Regions from separate parts of the Homo sapiens genome. Here region 2 is linked to region 1. Evidence: chromatin loops called from intact Hi-C (ENCODE). Cell type or tissue: mammary epithelial cell. All regions are shown on one strand.

Evidence for each region. A loop is a pair of places that touch in the nucleus more often than their neighbours do. Peaks named below come from ENCODE experiments on the same cell type or tissue, not always from the same donor. Only the 100,000 strongest peaks of a DNase experiment are listed, where the experiment ranks them.
Region 2: it touches region 1 in a loop (16-fold over the local background); 12 of 110 quality-filtered maps call a loop at or near these places.

Annotation. Positions count from the first base shown.
Region 1 is chr12:121,551,370-121,553,869 of GRCh38, forward strand. The region is part of intron 4 of KDM2B (lysine demethylase 2B); the gene reads right to left. Among named protein-coding and RNA genes, the nearest start is that of KDM2B-DT, 28 kb to the right of the region's middle. In mammary epithelial cell, a CTCF peak has its summit at 1,425 (motif pointing right); no DNase peak of the experiment used is centred here.
Region 2 is chr12:121,771,915-121,774,414 of GRCh38, forward strand. TMEM120B (transmembrane protein 120B) reads left to right here. Exons shown (of 12, transcript NM_001080825.2): 9 at 1,507-1,599. Among named protein-coding and RNA genes, the nearest start is that of RHOF, 21 kb to the right of the region's middle. RefSeq lists a silencer at 1,368-1,417. In mammary epithelial cell, a CTCF peak has its summit at 1,491 (motif pointing left); a DNase peak (open chromatin) is centred at 1,427.

The DNA.
Region 1 (2,500 bases):
GGGTCTCGCTCTGTCACCCAGGCTGGAGAGCAATGGCACGATCGTGGCTCACTGCAGCCTCAACCTCCCTGGCTCGAGGGATCCTCCAGCCTCAGCCTCCTGAATAGCTGGGACTACAGGGCGGCACCACCACATCCAACCAGGTTTTTATTTTTTGTAGAGACAGGGTTTTGGTTTTCTTTGTTTGGTTGGTTGGTTTTTGAGACAAAGTCTCGCTCTGTCGCCCAGGTTGGAGTATAGTGGCACAATCTCAGCTTACTGCAACCTCCACCTGCGGGGTTCAAGTGATTCTCCTGCCTCAGCCTCCCGAGCAGCTGGAATTAAGGGCGTGCACCACCGCACCCGGCTCTTTTTCGTATTTTTAGTAGAGATGGAGTTTCGCCATATTGGCCAGGCTGGTCTTGAACTCCTGACCTCAAGTGATCCGCCCGCCTCAGCCTCCCAAAGTGCTGGGATTACAGGTGTGAGCCACCGCGCCCAGCATGACAGGGTTTCATTAAGTTGCCCAGGCTGGGAGACCACATTCTCCACAAAAAGGAAACAAAAAAAGAAAGTAACACCTTAAGTATGTAAGAGAACTTGGGTATTTCTATCTTTTGGGTTCAAGATCTAAATTTCACAGCAACCTGGAAAAGCAAGGTGAGACAGTCTGTTTTACAAATGGGGAGACCAAGGCCCAGAGACACAGCAACTGGCTCAAGCTCCCCAGAGTAGACTCTTACTACCAATTACAACCATTACCATTTACTATGTGTGTCAGCACAGGCGGGTTCTCTACATATATTATCTTGTGTTAGGTTCATCGTGGTCACAGCTCTGTGAAGCAGAACTTCAATTACACCCATTTAATGGAGGAGAAGCTGAGACTTGGACAACTAACTCGCCCAGGAATGCCCAATTCGTGAGTGGCAGAGTGGTATTTGAATCCAATTCATTCTAATGCCTAAGCCCAGGTTCCTCTCCCATCCCCCGAATACTGAATCTTGATCGTATGCTAAGGTTGAAACATGACCCCAGACCTGGCCAAGTGCAGTGGCTCATGCCTGTAATCCCAGCACTTTTGGAGGCCGAGATGGGTGGATCACCTGAGGTCAGGAGTTCAAGACCAGCCTGGCCAACATGGCAAAACCCTATCTCTACTAAAAATACAAAAATTAGCCAAGTATGGTGGCACACGTCTGTAATCCCAGCTACTTGGGAGGCTGAGGTAGGAGAATTGCTTGAACCCAGGAGGTGGAGGTTGCAGTGAGCTGAGGTCGTGCCATTGCACTCTAGCCTGGGTGACATGGTGAGACTCTGTCTTAATTAAAAAAAAAAAAAAAAAAGATTCCAGACCACAGCAGTGGCCAGGTCCCTCCCCATGGACCCTAGGAAGCAGTGGATCCAGGGGAAAGCAGCTTTTGTTTTGGCGTCTGGAGTGCAGATCCACCAGGGGGCATCCCCGTTCTTCGCTGGATATTCTGGCCTTGATCTTGGCAAGGCTAGCTCCTTCCTTACCCAGGTGCCTGGAATACGTGGGCGCCACTCAGATTTTCCAGGAGGCCCACCTGGCAGAAACCCTGCTGTCAGAACCCCAGTACCAGCCGGGCACGGTGGCTCACGCCTGTAATCCCAGCACTTTGGGAGGCTGAGGCGGGCAGATCATGAGGTCAGGAGATTGAGACCATCTTGGCTAACACGGTGAAACCCCGAGAATACTAAAAATACAAAAAATCCGCCGGGTGTGGTGGCGGGCGCCTGTAGTCCCAGCTACTTGGGAGGCTGAGTCAGGAGAATGGCGTGAACCCGGGAGGCGGGGTTGCAGCGAGCCGAGATCGCGCCACTGCACTACAGCCTGGGCGACAGAGCAAGACTCTGTCTCAAAAAAAAAAAAGAAAGAAAGAACCCCGGTACCCTCCCCACTCTCGCTCTCTGGCCAGCCTCCCACCTCCACCCACTTCTCCTCCCTAATCTTGCTCAAGGTCATGTCTGCAAAGCTCCCTGTGCAAAGGAGTCTGCTGGGCAGGTAGCAAATAGGATAAAGAGCACTAAAATCACGAACCCAGAGTCCTGCAAGTCAGCACTGAAGGCCAAGCTCAGCTACCCCTACCCACACACTGTTAAAATTTAGAGGGTTCGGTTCCCAGCGGAGCCTCCAGCCTGTGCCTCGGGCTCTTGGCTTCTCTGGGAATCAGTTTCTTCTTCATCTATAACATGGGGAACAAATAGCCAGCCCAGGAGCTGTCCTGAGACATAACTGAGTTCATGCACTTCACACTCACTTGGAGCACCTACAGGTAGGTAGCGTTACCGAGTCGGTCAGTTTCATCTGTAACTAGAGGTGGAGAAGGTGAGGAGCTGGGAAGTTTAGGGACTTGCCCAGCATCACAGCCAGTTAAATCGTTGCTGGCCAGTCCCAGTGAACAGACTGCTTAGGACCCTACAACATATTCAAGATGCAAATGGGTGTGGGGTTCTTCTGGGGAATGATGAAAAAGTTCTAAAATGGACTTTCATAATG
Region 2 (2,500 bases), 220 kb after region 1:
TGCCTCTGGGGAAGGGGGCTTGAATGCTTGGGGACAGGGAGAGCGTCTTACTTTTCACCAACCTGTTTGTTCCCTTTAAATTTTATCCCATGTGTGTATTGCCTTTCTTTCCCTTTCTTTCTTTCTCTTTCTTTCTTTCTTTTTCTTCCTTTCTTTTTCTTTCTTTCTCTTTCTCTCTCTCTCTCTTTCTCTCTTTCTCTCTCTCTCTCTTTCTCTCTTTCTTTCTTTCTTTCTGATGGAGTCTTGCTCTGTTGCCCAGGCTGGAGTGCAGTGGCGCGATCTTGGCTCACTGCAACCTCCGCCTCCTGGGTTCAAACGATTCTTCTGCCTCAGCCTCCCGGGTGGCTGGGACTACAGGTGCGCACCACCACGCCCAGCTAATTTTTTTTATTTTTAATAAAGATGAGATTTCACCATGTTGGTCAGGGTGGTCTGGAACTCCTGACCTCAGGTGGTCCACCCACCTCTGCCACCCAAAGTGTTGGGATTACAGGCATGAGCCACCACGCCGTACCGTTTCTTTCTTTTTTTTTTTTTTTGAGATGGAGTTTCTGTCTGTCACCCAGGCTGGAGTGCGGTGTTGTGATCTCGGCTCACTGCAACCTCCACCTCCCGGTTCAAGCGATTCTCCTGCCAAGTAGCTGGGATTACAGGTGCCTGCCACCATGCCTGGTTACTTTTTGTATTTTGGTAGAGATGAGATTTCACCAGTTGGCCAGGCTGGTCTTGAACTCCTGGCCTCAAGGGATCTGCCTGCCTTGGCTTCCCAAAGTGTTGGGATTACAGGCATGAGCCATCACGCCTGGCTGTATTGACTTTTCAGATACTACAACCTACATTTTAAGTTAAAACCTGCTTGCAAACAAATACAAATGTATAAAGCCAAGAATGGAAATTGTATATCAGCCCACCCTAGAGGTGACGTTAGTTAAGATCTATGTCCTCTCAAAAGTTTTTATTCATAAATAGGTATATACATGTGTGTATTACATTATGTATCTTTTACAAGTATGGGACCTTTCTGTACATAGAGCTTTACTATTATAACCTGCCTTTTGAATTTTTAACAGTTTATCATGGCTATTTTTCATGTCATTACCACCTCATTTTTAGCAACAACGAAGTATCCCATTGGATGGAACTCTGTCTTGTGTCTTAGCATTGCACAGAGCTCCCAACATAGCACTGGCATAGCTTGCATTCCAGCAAGCATCTATTGAGTGTCTACTGCATGGAAAATTCCAGAAGTTTCAAATCTAGTTGGGGCTTAGATGGGTCCTCACATACCTGTGTTCTCTCTGTGTTCTGGATAAGGGCTAAAGCAGGTTCAGACCAGAGTGTGTGTGTCTGTTTGTGGTGTGTGGGCGTGGGAGAGGGTTGTAACCAGGGCACCCTTTCTGCTTCTGCCCAGTAAAGACCCATCAGCCTGTGCTTGGGGCAGAGAGGTGTGGCCCTGTCTTCCGGGGACACCAGGCCCTGAGCCCAGGTGCTGTGCTCCCCCTGCAGGCTGCGTCCAGTTCCTGCAATATTATTACCAGAGGGGCTGCCTCTACCGGCTGCGGGCCCTGGGGGAGAGGAACCACCTGGATCTCACAGTGGGTGAGTAGCTGGGCCTGGGTTGGAGCCGGGGCAGGTACTGGACCTGCCAGCTCCCCACACCGGGAGTGCAGCCCTGCGAGCACCTCCCATACAGCGGAGCCAGGCCGCTGCCCTTTATCCGAAGCGCCTTCCAGAATTCATCCTGGATTCTGTTTCAGCTGCCAAGTGCCAGGCCAGCTGCATACCAGGCCCCGAGGGCAGGGCCTCTGTCTCAGCCTCTGGAAGTGTCTATTTTTTTGTGTGTGTTCTAGAATACACACACACAAATTAGCCATTTGTGTGTAACATGTCTACATACCAACACGTATAAGTATATAAATGCATGTACACGGGGGAGACATGCCTCACTCTGAAGCCATAGGAGTGCCAGCCAGAAAAGTGAGGAGACACCTCATTGAGAATTTCAGGGGAAACTGTTTTTAATACAACTCTGCTATCTTTTTTTTTTTTTTTTTTTTTTTTGAGACGGAGTCTCACTCTTGCCCAGGCTGCATTGCAGTGGCACGATCTCTATTCACTGCAACCTCCGCCTCCCGGGTTCAAGTGATTCTCCCGCCTCAGCCTCCTGAGTAGCTGGGATTACAGGCATGTGCCACCACGCCCGGCTAATTTTTGTATTTTTAGTAGAAATGGGGTTTCACCTTGTTGGCCAGGCTGGTCTCAAACTGCTGGCCTCAAGTGATCTGCCCACCTTGGCCTCCCAACGTGCTGGGATTATAGGCGTGGGCCACTGCACCTGGCCAACTCTGCTGTCTTTTGACATAGTCATTTCCATCAAATTACTCTCCTAAGTAGGTCCTCCTGTCTCAAGACTCGATAGAACTAATGCATGTGAAAATTCATTATAAAATGCAAAACCCTGTGCAGATTAAAGAAATTAGTAACAACATAGCGCCCAGTG